Regions from separate parts of the Homo sapiens genome. Here region 1 is linked to region 2. The links are chromatin contacts, found by Hi-C or POLR2A ChIA-PET in ENCODE. All regions are on one chromosome and are shown on one strand. Each heading gives the region's core, a stretch centred on a gene start or an enhancer-like site at or near the end of the contact. The rest is flanking DNA. Distances are from core to core; before and after follow the strand shown. Region 1 holds the start of ADAMTS10 (ADAM metallopeptidase with thrombospondin type 1 motif 10). Region 2 holds the start of KANK3 (KN motif and ankyrin repeat domains 3).

Region 1 (7,090 bases), core at 3,797-6,296, 270 kb after region 2:
CAGGGCGAGGGCCCAGCGGAGGATCTGGCAGGCGGGAGCCATAGAGGCCACGTGTCCACATGTCTCTCCCCAGCCCCGGCTGCCGGCAGCCCCCACAGTGCCGCCTCCCCTGTTCACAGCCTTCGCAGCATCACCGGGCTCCTGGGAGGGGGGAGCCAGGTAAGGGGGCGCCTGGTCCCGCTGTCCAGCACAACCAATGCCAAGGCCAATCATGGCCAAAGCTTTTCACCTGACTCTGAAGATTCTGAATGCATTTTCTCACTCAGTCACTCCCCTCTCCCCACCTCCCCTTCCAATCCTTCCTACACTCCTACAAGAGGACAGACAGGGACTGGGACGCTGGGAGTATCTCCTATGTGCCAGCTACTGGCCCTAGTTTTCACACCACTGCATTTCTGTTCTTTTGTTAAGAGACAGGGCGTTGCTCTGTCACCTAGGATGGAGTGCAGTGTTGTGATCATAGCTCACTGCAGCCTCCACTGCCTGGGCTCAAATAATCCTCCTGCTTCAGCCTCCCAAGTAGCTGAGATTGCAGGTGCAAGCCACCACACCTGGCTAATGTTTTTGTTTTTTTGGAGAGACGGGGGTCTCACTTTGTTGCCCAGGCTGATCTTGAACTCCTGGCCTCAAGGGATCCTTTCACCTCAGCCTCCCAAAGCACTGGGATTACAAGCATGAGCCACTGCACCCAGCCCACCGTATTTCATTTCCAAAATAACTGAGAAGTCATGGTCATCACGCTCTTTTTTTTGAGATGGAGTCTCACTATGTGACCCAGGCTGGAGTGCAATGGCGCAATCGCGGCTCACTGCAACCCCCGCCTCCCGGGTTCATTTGATTCTCCCGCCTCAGCCTCCTGAGTAGCTGGGATTACAGGCACGCATCAACACGCCCAGCTACATTTTTGTATTTTTAGTAGAGATGGGGTTTCACCATGTTGGCCAGGCTGGTCTTGAACTCCTGACCTCGCATCACACTCGTATCCCTCATCTTTTTATAGATGAGGAAATAGACTCAGGAGTGATAGAGTTTGCCGTGGGTCACATTGCTAGAAAGTGGTAGAACCTGGGTTCATTCATTGGGTTATAGCCTCCGGTGGAGGGTGGACGGGGGCATGACAGCCAGGCATGCTAAGGATAGCAACCCCTACTTGCCCTAGCCCTGTGGGGTTCCATCTCTTAGGAGTGACAGATGACAGTCAAGTGAATGGAGAATAGTTCAGATTGTGACATGTTCTCTAGAAGGTATCAATGGGGAGACTGGGAAGCAGAGGTTCAAAGCATAAGAAATCAATGGTGTGAAGAGACAGGCGAAGGTGCACCAGGAGGGGAAACAGCAAGGTCAAAGGCCTGGAGGTTGGGTAGAGCCTGGCATGAGCCCAGACAGGGTGGGTGCAGGAGAGCAAGGGGAGGCTGGCATCAGAGGCACTTGAAGGGGGGGCTGGTCGGTGTGAATTTTCAAGCCAGATTAGAGCTAAGGCTCCCACCCATGCATCTACTGTCCTGGGCCCTGTCTTTGGATTATCTGAAATGGGTAGCACCATTCAAGCCAGATTTTTAAAGCTAAGGCTAGTATTCCAGTCCTGCAGACTTTCATATGCCCACCCACGCACCCACTGTCTTGGGCCATCTTTGGATTCTCTGCACTGGGTAGCACTATTCACTCCCACCTCCCAGGCCTCTCCTCCACCCTGTGTTTCTGACCCCGTCCTCCATTCAGATTCTTTCAAGGCTCCAAGCCAGCCCGCCCCGCAGGTCTCAGTCTCTCCAGCATCTGCCCCAGGCCAGCCTGCCGCAGACACCACTTTGGGCCACCACCCTGTGCCAAACCCTCTTCCCCCACCCTGCTGTCTCCACCCTCCTCCTCCTCTGTGCAAAATCCCTTAATCACAGAGTCTTGTTTTCTTTGCAGCCCAGCCAAGTCTGAGAGTCCAAGTCTGAGAGTCAATCCCCAAACAGGGCAGTTCAGCCCCAAGGGAGGGAGCCAGGTTTTTGCCAAGTTGCTGATGGACCAAGAAGCCCACATTCCCCACTTCTGCTTGGATCCCTCTAGTGACGGGGAGCTCACTCACAGATATTCTGTGACCCCTGTTGCACTCTTTAGCTGGGCTAATGTCCATTCCTTCTGTTGTTGTTCTCTCTCTCTCTCTCTCTTTTTTTTTGAGACGGAGTCTCACTCTGTCGCCAGGGTGGAGTGCAGTGGTGTGATCTCTGCTCACTGCAACCTCTGTCTCTCGGGTTCAAGCGATTCTCCTGCTTCAGCCTCCCGAGTAGCTGGGACTACAGGTGTGCGCCACCATGCCCAGCTAATTTTTGTATTTTTAGGAGAGACGGGGTTTCACTATGTTGGCCAGGATGGTCTCGATCTCTTGACCTCATGATCAGCCCGCCTTGGCCTCCCAAAGTGCTGGGATTACAGCCGTGAGCCACAGCACCTGGCCTCTCTCTCCTTTTTATTTTTTTTACCTTTTGGGGGCTTCGGTTGGTGGAGTAGTGTTGGGCCCCTGTACGGATCCTTCCCTCGCCTGCTCCCTGCACCTGGGCCTCCCTCTCTGGGCCTTGGTTTCTTCTTCTTTGGAGCCTGGGCAGGGAGGGGTCAAAGAGGAGGAGCCGGGCTGGTCTTCAGCACTGAGCTGGGTCTGTAGTTGAGGGATCACTGAGGAAATTCTGACCCTCTCTCTGCCCCTGGAGAACTTCCTCTTAGACTTCTTCTTTCTTCTGTTCCTAATGAACCCCCTCCAACAAAAACCCACCTCCTCTCCCTCTCCCTCTCTTCTTGCTTCTTCTTCCCTATTCCTTCTTTGGAAGTGTCAGCCAACTCCCAGATCAAGGCCCTTCCTGGTTGGGCACCTCTGACCCCCGCTCCTGCCCTGAGCCACCCCTGAAAGGTAGGAACATTCTCATTGCAAGTGAAGCAGGGACCTCACCCCTTTCTCCCACTGGCTCCCTCCCTCCTCTCCTGTTCTTGCATTGCCAGGCCTGGTGCCCCATCCTCCTCCTTCAGGGGCTCTCTCTGGTCTTGTCTAGAGTGTCTTTGGGTCTGTCCTGGTCCCCCTAAGACCCTCAGTCCTCATCACTGTCCTCTGAAGTGAGGCGCTCCTCCCAAAACCCTCACACCCCCTTCTGTGCTTTGGGCTCAGGTGGGGTGTGAGGGACAAGGTTTGGGACATTGTGGAAGGACCCAGCACAGGGGGTGAGGACAGGGGAAGGGGACTCACCTGTGCACAGTGTATGGGGTAGGGGGAGGAGGGGGGTCTGCAGAAGGCTCACAGGCGTCTGAGCTGGGGGTCCAGCCCACAGGGTGGTGTCGAGGTGTGACACAGCCCAGGGCACCAGGTGGTGGGGGGACATGAACAAGGCAGTGGGTCTGGGGCCAAAGATGAAGCTTGAGAGAGGCTCAGGGACAGAGACGGTGGTGGCCAACAGGATGTCAGTGAGGGATCTGCACTGTGGCGTGTGTGTGTGACTGCATGTACATTACAGCATGTATGTGAGTGTGTGTGACCCTGTGTGTGATTGTGAGCGTGTGACTGCATGTGCATTATGGCTTGTGAGTGTGTGTGACCCTGTGTGTGTGTGTGTGTGTGTGTGTACCCAGGCCTGGCCATTCCTCCAGCCCCTCCTCCCCGAAGGCAGGAGGGAGGTGGCCAGCGTGGGGGAGGGTGCCAGGCCTGGAGGAGGAAATGCCTCCGGGAAATGGAAATGGCTTAGAAACAGAGGCTCTGTCCCATCCCATCCCATCCCGGGGATCCTGAAGGGACCCTAAGCTCCACACCCAAACCTCTCCGGCCAGGCTGCGGGGACAGGGCCGACGGAAGGTCCCCCGTGGAGGCCAAGGCCGCGTCTCCCCAGGCAGAGGCCCCAGCCTGCCGGCCTCCTCCCGGCTGCACATCTGGCCGGGCCGGCAGGAGGCAGTCCCTGCCGGAGAGCAGACAAAGGCCCAGCCGGGGCCTGCGGGAGGAGGGGGCCGGCGCCCGGGCTGGTCCCCCACAACCGGCCGCTAATTAAAGGCCCTGAGCCCGACCGCTGGAGACACCCTGAGACAGACGGCTGTGGCCTCACTGACCAACTCAGGGGAAGTGGGCGGCGCCACTCCCACACCCAGACACACAAACACACACTGGCAGCGACACACACCCCGCGCAACCAGAGACCGGCGCTCGGGCACTGTAGACCCACAAAAGACGCAGGACGCCTCCACCGCAGACACACACGCCGACAGGCTCAGTGCACACTCACACACCCGGAGACAAACACATGGAGACACACAACCACACACTCCCAGACATGTGTAAACACACACTCATTTACACGCGCACACACGGGACAAGACAGAGAAACACGCGGACACACAAATACACGCACCCGGGGCCTACACAAACAGAAACACACACATACATACACAGACAACCCAAGGAGACAGACACACAGGCCTACACGCTGACACATACACACTCATTTGCATGCTCACACCAAACCAGAGACAAACTCACAAGTCCCACAGACCTAGACACCCCCCCACACCAGACACACACACACAGGTATTTACACACTCATCACGGTCAGAGACAAACGCACACATGCTTGGGGACACACACACAAACCCAGACACACACACACTCGCCTCCAGATCTGCGCGCACATAGCAAACCCCTATGCGCACACACTGTCCAAACACACAGACACACAAGAGACTCATCCCCAGGCACTGACACACACATGTAATGCACAACCACTCTGCCCCTACGTGGACGGACACACACACACACACACACACACAGCGCAAACAAACCCACGGCAACCCCGGGCGTGATCAGTGGCGCGCGCACTTGCGGACCTCAGGCACCGACCGGAGTCGCACAGCGGGATGCCCTCCCCCATCCAGGGCACCACAGCCCCACGCCCTCACAGCCCGATGCGGACACACAAAGTCCCACTGAATCACGCACCCCCGGGCCCCCCGCCCGCGCCGCTACCTGCGCCGCGCCCGGGGCCTCCGCGCCGTCGCCGCCGCTGTCTCGCCGCCCCGCGCGCGCAGGAAGGGAGGGAGCGAGCGAGCGCGGCGGCGTGGCCAGGGGAGGGGGCGCGGGGAAGGCACTTCCTGAGCCGCCTGCCAGGGTTATAAAAAAACCCCCAAACTGCGCGCGGCCAGAAACCCCGCCCGCCTGCCGCCGCCCGGCCTGGGCCGCGGGCTGGACCCCAGCCAGGGACCCGGGAACTCGGGCCGCCCCGCCCGGGACCAGCGCCCCCGCCGCGTGGGAGGGGGCTGGGGAACCGCGGGGGGCGGGGAGGGGACGAAGCGGGAGAAATCGAGTGGCGGCGGGGAGAATGGGTGGGGGAGGGGAGAAAGAATCAGGTGGGGGATGGGGATGGAGGCAGAATTGGGTGGGTGGGGGTTCGGGGAAAGGGAGGAAGAGAAGGGAGAGGTTGGGGGAGGGGGAAGTTTGAATGGGAAGGGGTAGGGGGAGATGGAGGCCTGGAGGAAGGGGCTGAGTGAGGTGGGGGGAGGTGGGGGCCTGGAGGAAGGGCTGAGTGGGGTGGGGGGAAGTGGGGGCCTGGAGGAGGGGCTGAGTGGGGTGGGGGGAGGTGGGGGCCTGGAGGAAGGGGCTGAGTGGGGTGGGGGGAGGTGGGGCCCTTGAGGAGGGGCTGAGTGGGGTTGGGGGAGGTGGGGCCCTGGAGGAGGGGCTGAGTGGGTTGGGGGGAGGTGGGGGCCTGGAGGAAGGGGCTGAGTTGGGTTGGGGGCCACGGGAAGGAATGGAGGGGGGTAAGGAATGGGGCTGGAGGGGGGATGGGAGCATGAGATGCTGGGGTTGGGGAGGGGAGAGCCCACTTCCTCGCCAGCCTCTGCGGCATCAACAACAGCTGTTATTTATTGAGGGCTGGGCCTGGCTCAAACAAGCATTTATTGGGCGCCTCCCGTGTGCCAGGCACGGTGCCCGGGGCGGGAAATAAGTCCCAGCTCGGCCCCGCCCTCTCCGAGCTCTCAGGGGGGTTTGATCGGTCCTGGGCCTGGCCTTGGTCTCTGTGCCTTAACTCCTTTGCGGTGACGTAGGCTCAGCTGGTCCCATTTCACAGATGAGGAAACTGAGGCCACAGAGATGGGGAGAGTGAAAATTCTGTTGGAACCGGAGCCCTCTTGGTCTTGGTCACTCTGGGTCTCGCTCCATAAAATGAACGAATGCGTGAATGAGGAGGACCTGGATGGTTGGGGCAGGGCTGGGATTTGAATCCCAGGCGCCTGGTACAGTGCCTGGTTCCAGGGAAGGGCGGTGACCCCCAGGCCTCACAATTGCAGGCATTTCCCAGGAACGCCCCCCCCCAGGGAGCTGGCCAGAGCCTTGGCCTTGGCTTTGTCTGAGTCTGGGTTTACTCATCCACACAGTGGGGGTAATAACAGCCTTCCCAGGGCTGGAGTAGGGGGTGGAGGAGGGGTTTCATTCTGCAGCAAAGATTTGTTGTTATGTGCTGGGTTCCAGGGACACAGCTGAGACCAGGAGGGCAGCTTCCCAACTCGGAATTTTTCCTTTTGAACTTGGAATGACCTGTCATTACTCACGCATACAGCAGGTGCTGCATAAATACCAGACTCCTGGAGTTCCCACCACACTACCTTACCCCAACCTCCTGGGACTCCAGGCTAGACCAGAGGTGCAGCCCCCACCCTCCTGTTTGCTCCCCACACTCCCTCCTTCCCACCAGGGCCTCTCGGGCCCCCATTTGAGGAACGAGTCTAAGTCAGCCATTTCTGGCCTCTGTTAGCTGTTCTTCTACTACCTATGGGGCCCTCTTTCTCCATCAAAGAGGTGGTGGCTTCCTTTCTTTGCTGTAGATACTAAAGGCTCCCACTGTTAGCCTAGTGACTGGTCCAGCCACCTGTCCCTACTTTTTTTTTTTTTTTTTTTTTGAGATGGAGTCTTGCTGTGTTGCCCAGGCTGGAGTGTGGTGGTGTGATCCTGGCTCACTGCAACCTCCGCCTCCCGGGTTCAAGCAATTCTCCAGCCCCAGCCTCCCGAGTAGCTGGGTTTACAGGCACCTGCCACCATGCTCGGCTAATTGTATTTTTAGTAGAGATGGGGTTTTACCATGTTGGC
Region 2 (6,557 bases), core at 908-3,407:
GTTGGATCCAGAGGCTGGGCTAAGAAAGGAATGGATCCCTCCAGAATGTCAAATAATAACAACGCTTTTGATATTTACTATGGGCCAGCCTCTAGTCTAAGGAATTTATGGATATTTACTTTTTTTTTTTTTTTTTTTAGAGGCAATGTCTCGCTCACTCTGTCACCCAGGCTGGAGTCAGTGGCTCGATCATAGCTCACTGTGGCCTTGAACCCCTGAGCTCAAGTGATCCGCCTCAGCCTCACAAATAGCTGAGACTACAGGAATGGACCTCTACACCTGGCTAATTCAGGCTAATATTTTAAATTTTTTGGTTTTTTGTTTTAGATGGAGTCATGCTCTGTCGCCCAGGCTGGAGTGCAGTGGCACAATCTCAGCTCACTGCAATCTCCGCCTCCCGGGTTCAAGTGATTCTCCTGCCTCAGCCTCCCAAGCAGCTGGGATTACAGGTGTGCACCACCATGCCTGGCTAATTTTTGTATTTTTAGTAGAGACGGAGTTTCACCATGTTGGCCAGGCTGGTCTCAAACCAGGCGTGAGCCGTGCCCGGCCTAATTTTATTTTTTGTAGATACAGGTGTCTTGCTATATTGCCCAGGCTGGCCTCCAACTCCTGGGCTCAAGCAATCTTCCCAGTTCAGCCTCCCAGAGTGCTGGGATTACAAGCATGAGCTACTGCACCTGACCTTGACTTATTTTTTAAAATCCTAGCTAAATCCACTGAGGTTGGATTTCCTATGATCATTGTCCCTTCCCCTATTGTACAGATGGAGAAACTGAGACACAGAACAGTTTAGTGTCCTGCCTGGGTCCTGTCATAAACAGGCAGAGGCAGGTTTTAAACCCAGGCAGGTCTTCCAGAGTCCTTGCTTTGGCCACTACACTTGAATGCTTTCTTTTATTTTTATTTTTGAGACGGAGTCTCTGTCACCCAGGCTGGAGTGCAGTGGCAGGATCTCGGCTCACTGCAACCTCTGAGCCCAGGGTTCAAGCGACTCTCCTGCCTCAGCATCCTGAGTAGCTGGGATTACAGGCACTTGCCACCACAGCTGGCTAATTTTTGAATTTTTAGTAGAGACGGGTTTCATCATGTTGGTCAGTCTGGTCTCAAACTCCTGACCTCAAGAGATCAGCCCTACTTGACCTCCCAAAGTGCTGGGATAACAGGCATGAACCACCAAGGAGCCTCAGGGGGCTTGTCCCTCCCAGCCTACACCTGTGTCAGACTCTGATTGGGGGCGGAGGTGCCCACCACCTCTGCGGCTTCAGGGGCTGGGGCCTCACTAAGTGGGGCGTTTAGCTGCCTTCCCTCTCCTCCGCTCCCTGCCCTGACTGTCACAGCTAGATCCGGATTCTGTGCCTGAGACCCCCTCATTAGGCCGTCAGAGCCGACGCCACACGCCCCCTCTCCCGCCCCAGGGACTATTTTGGGACGCAGAGCTGTGATCACCAAACCGGAGTGGTGGGGGCCACGGCAGGCCAGTGAGGATCCCAGTCCTGGGGAGAGGGCGCCTTCCAGGAGGCCCTGAGTACTGGCAGCCCCTGATGTCTGCTGGGACTCTCAGACTCTTGAGGTGGGTGGGTGGGGGACCGGTGGCGGCAGGAAGGTGGGTGTTAAAGTCATCATCACCCGTCCACCCCCAGGTCGTCCTAGCCGCACAGAGACAGAGCAGTTTCCTACAGGAAGCGCCGCCGGGCGGTTCCATCCGCTACCCATTGTCTGCGGGTCCGGGGGCCGTGCGTCCCTCCCCAAAACACCATTTCCGTGACACGCTCCCACACCCAGCCCAGCGCGAGGGGCTGGCTGGGGTCCCCAGGCCGTCCCGGGAAAGGGTCCCAGGGCCGGTTGTGGCATTAGGGAGCGAACGAGCCCCGCAGTGAGCTCCCGAAGGGCGAGAGGGGGGCAAGCCCACGCCTCCAGAGCCCCCCACTCTGCTCGCTACCCACCTGGGACTTCCAATGTGGGAGGGGTCCCGGCCAGAGGACACGACGCCCGCCCCGTCGCAGCGGGCAGAGCCCTCAGTGGGGCTGGAAACGCAGCGCAGCGCCGGGTCCCGGTGCGTCCCCGAATCCACCCACCCAGGGGTCCCCCATCCGTGTCCCCGCAAGCTGGCAATTTACCTGAAGCCGCAGCCCCAGCCGCGCCCGCACCCGAGCCCGCCCCCTCGAAGTCCGGGGACTGATTATCAAGGCCTTCGCCCTAACTGACGGCCACGCCAGCCAACCAGCACCCGAGGCTCTCCAAGCCGCCCAGTGGGACGGTGGGGTGGGACAGGCAGGCGGGGCCTGGAATGTAGGGGTGGTGACTGAGGGCGGGCCCTGGAGTGACGGTCGCCGAGCGCTGGCTGGCGGCATTTCTGCACCAGCAGAGGTCAAGTCTCTGCCCAGCGCCGGGCCAAGGAGCTTGGATTTGATCCACAGGCACGAGGGAGCCATGGGAGAACTATGAGTAGAAGAGTAACCCGGTGGGATTTCTATAACTGGCACTTATTTCGCAGTGCCTGGGTGAAGTATCAGGTCCCGGATCTTCCCCACCGCAGGGCCTCTGCACATGCTGTTCCACCTACCTGAAATGCTTTCCCTTGCACCTGTACACGTAGGTACTTTTTGAGGCTCCCCTACTGTTTTTTGTTTTGTTTTGTTTTTGTTTTTTGAGACGGAGTCCCAGGCTGGAGTGCAGTGACACTCACTGCAACCTCCGCCTCCTGGGTTCAAGCAATTCTCCTGCCTCAGCCTCCCGAGTAGCTGGGATTACAGACACACACCACCACGTCCAGCTAATATTTGTATTTTTAGTAGAGATGGGGTTTCACCATGTTGGCCGGGCTGGTCTGGAACTCCTGACCTCAAGTGATCCGCCCGCCTCAGCCTCCCAAAGTGTTGGGATTACAGGCGTGAGCCACCGCGCCCGGCCTTCCCTACTTTCTGAGGTTCAGCTTTTGTGTTGCTGCCCCCTAAATTCCTGACATAGCCCCTCCCCAGTTAGTATTTTTCTCATCACTCTATTGTATTAACCTAATAGCTACTTTTACTATCTGGAAAAAAAAAAAAAAGCAGACTCTGTTATTGGCAGGCGCAGTGACTCACGCCTGTAAATCCAGTATTTAGGGAGGCATAGATGGGAGGATAGCTTGAGCCAGGAGTTGAGACCAGCCTGGGCAACATAGCAAGACCTAGTTCTCAAAACAAAAGAAAACAACAAAACAAAAAGACAAAAACGAAACACTCAGTTATTTATTTGGTTTATTTTTTAATTTAATTTAATTTTTTTTTAGACAGAGTCTCGCTCTGTCCCAGGCTGGAGTGCAGTGGTGCGATCTTGGCTCACTGCAACCTCTGCCTCCTGGGGTTCAAGCGATTCTCCTGCCTCAGCCTTCTAAGTAGCTGGGATTACAGGCGCACACCACCACGCCCAGCTAATTTTTGTATTTTTAGTAGAGACAGGGTTTCACCATGTTGCCCAGGCTGGTCTCGAACTCCTGACCTCAGGTGATCCGCCCACCTCAGCCTCCCAAAGTGCTGGGATTACAGGCGTGAGCCACCATGCCTGGCTGGTTATTTATTGGTTTACCTGCTTGCCATCTCACTAAAGTGTCGGCACCAAGGCCAGGTGGGGTGGCTCATGCCTGTAATCCTAGCACCTCCTGAGGCTGAGGTGGGAGGATCTTTTGAGCCCAGCAGCTCAAGACCAGCCTGGGCAACAGAGTGAGACTCTGTCTCTAAATTAAGTGTCAGCACCATGGGAACAGGAAACTGGTTTTGATAACTGCTTTATCCAGCGACCCTAGTACACAGTAGATGCTTAATAAATGTTTGCTGAAATAATGTTTTCTTTTTCTTTTTTGAGTCAGGGTCTCATTCTGTTGCCCAGGGTAGAGTGCTGTGGCACAATATCTCAGCTCACTACAAACTCCGCCTCCCAGGTTAAAGAGATCCTCCTGCCTCAGCCTCCCAAGTAGCTGGGATTACAAGTGTGTGCTACGCCTAGCTAATTTTTTTTATTTTTAGTAGAGACGGGCTTTTACTACTTTGCCCAGGCTGGTCTTCAACTCCTTGGCTCAAGCAATCCACCTGCCTTGGCCTCACAAAGTGCTGGGATCACAGGCATAAGCCACAGCACCTGGCCAGAATATAGTAATATTTTAAAATGTATTTTAACATCTGATACTTTTTAAAAAAAAACAAAATTCCTGGGCTATTTTAATTGGTTGATTCTTTCAGTTAAAACTGTGGAATTCTGTCGCGTTTCCCCACAGAAACTCCATTGGAATTTTCTTCTTTGTTCCTTTGAGACAAAGTTTACTCTGTTGCCGATGCTGGAGTTCTGTGGCAAGACCTATGGCTCACTGCAGCCTTGAACTCCCAGACTCAAGCAATCCTCCCACCTCAACCTCCCGAGTAGCTGGGACTACAGGCATGTGCTACCACGTCCAGCAGGTTTCTTATTTTTGTAAGGACAGGGTCTCTCTATGTTGCCCAGGCTGGTCGCAAATTCCTGGGTTCAAGTGATTCTCCTGCCTCAGCCTCCCTAAATAGTGGCATAACAGGCATGAGCCGCTGCACTTGGCCTCCATTGGAATGTTTAAAATATATGTGTGTGTGTGTGTGTGTATATATATATATATATATATATATATATATATATAATTTTTTTTTTTTTTTGAGACGGAGTCTTGCTCTGTCACCCAGGCTGGAGTACAGTGGTGTGATCTCCACTCACTGCAAGATCCGCCTCCCGGGTTCATGCCATTCTCCTGTCTCAGCCTCCCGAATAGCTGGGACTATAGGCACCCACCACCACACCTGGCTGTTTTTGTATTTTTAGTAGAGACGGGGTTTCACCGTGTTAGCCAGGATGGTCTTGATCTCCTGACCTCGTGATCTGCCTGCCTCAGCCTCCCAAAGTGCTGGGATTACAGGCGTGAGCCACCGCACCCAGCCCTAAAATATTTTTATTGTGGCCGGGTGCGGTGGCTCACGCCTGTAATCCCAGCACTTTGGGAGGCCAGGGCAGGCAGATCACCTGATATCGGGAGTTCGAGACCAGCCTGACCAACATGGAGAAACTCCGTCTCTACTAAAAACACAAAATTATCCCAGTGTAGTGGTGCATGCCTGTAATCACAGCTACTTGGGAGGCTGAGGCAGGAGAATCACTTGAACCTGGGAGGCAGAGGTTGCAGTGAGCCGAGAGTGAGCCATTGCATTCCAGCCTGGGCAACGAGAGTGAAACTCTGTCTCAAAAAAAAAAAAAAAAAAAAAAAAATATATATATATATATATATATATATATATATATATATATAGTTGTAAAATAAAGCGTCCATAGATGCACACACACAGCAGATTCAAGAAACCACATAAAACAAATGTATACTCTTTCCCTAAGTGGCCTGAGGTAATCTGGGAAAATGGTTCGCTATTTACTTGACCCAGAGAACCCCACAAAATCATGCAAATCAAGAGGTTCAAATCTTCATGTTCACTTGGAGAACACTCATGAAACTGCCCAGGCCATCAAGGGTATGTATATATGAAAATCCACGAAGTATCTGAAAGATGTCACTTTACAGAAACTGTGTGTACCATTCCAACATTACAATGGTGGAGTTGGCAGGTGTGCCCAGGCCAAGCAGTGGGGCTGGACACAAAGTCAGTGGCCCAGAAAAAGTGCTGAATTTTTGCTGTACATGCTTAAAAATGCAGAGAGTGGCCGGGCATGGTGGCTCACACGTGTAATCCCAGCACTTTGGGAGGCTGAGGTGGGCGGATCACCTGAGGTCAGGAGTTCGAGACCAGCCTGGCCAACACGGTGAAACCCCATCTCTACTAAAAATACAAAAATTAGCTGGGTGTGGTGGCACGTGCCTGTAGTCCCAGCTACCAGGGAGGCTGAGGCAGGAGAATTGCTTGAACCCGGGAGGCGGAGGTTGCAAAGCCGAGATTGTGCCACTGCACTCCATCCTGGGCAGTAGAGCGAGACTCCGTCTCAAAAAAAAAAAAAATGCAGAGAGTAATGCTGAACTTAAGGGTTATATGTAGATTCTCTGGTCATTGAGCATATCCAAGTGAACAAAGTACCTAAGATGCGTCGCCAGACCTACGGAACTCCGGTCGGATTAACCCATGAATGAGTTCTCCCTGCCACACTGAGATGATTCTTACTGAAAAGGAACAGATTTTTCCTAAGCCAGAGGAGGAGGTTGCCCAAAAGAAAAAGATATCCCAAGGCCGGGCGCAGTGGCTCACGCCTGTAATCCCAGCATTTTGGGAGGCCGAGGCGGGTGGATCACCTGAGGTCGGGAGGTCGAGACCAGCCTGACCAACATGGAGAAACCCCATTTCTACTTAAAATATAAAATTAGCCGAGCGTGGTGGCGCATGCATGTAATCCCAGCTACTCAGGAGGAGGCTGAGGCAGGAGAATCATTTGAACCCGGGTGGCAGAGGTTGCGGTGAGCCGAGATCGCACCATCGCACTCCAGCCTGAGCAACAAGAGTGAAACTCCATCTCGGAAAAAAAAAAAAGAAAGAAAAAGATATCCCAGAAGAAACTGA

The links. Hi-C counts contacts between places; a loop is a spot of excess contacts on that map. ChIA-PET counts read pairs that join two places held with the same protein, here RNA polymerase II (POLR2A). Pooled maps may share reads with other maps.
Region 1: a loop to region 2 is called in a pooled map, with 2.6 times the contacts of the local background. The contact joins the promoter of ADAMTS10 here to the promoter of KANK3 in region 2. A Hi-C loop is called at or near these places in 1 of 168 maps with a recorded cell type or tissue (naive thymus-derived CD4-positive, alpha-beta T cell) and 6 of 50 pooled maps. POLR2A ChIA-PET finds 5 or more read pairs at or near these places in 3 of 52 experiments (A673, HEK293T and activated naive CD4-positive, alpha-beta T cell).

The regions. Positions count from the first base shown.
Region 1 is chr19:8,605,669-8,612,758 of GRCh38, forward strand. It overlaps ADAMTS10 (ADAM metallopeptidase with thrombospondin type 1 motif 10), which reads right to left and starts at 5,047. Exons shown (of 26, transcript NM_030957.4): 1 at 4,976-5,047; 2 at 2,466-2,580; 3 at 1-141. The coding sequence starts at 42. RefSeq lists a silencer at 3,945-4,367.
Region 2 is chr19:8,341,105-8,347,661 of GRCh38, forward strand. It overlaps KANK3 (KN motif and ankyrin repeat domains 3), which reads right to left and starts at 2,158. Exons shown (of 11, transcript NM_198471.3): 1 at 2,121-2,158. It also overlaps the pseudogene LOC100129682. RefSeq lists an enhancer at 1,601-2,392.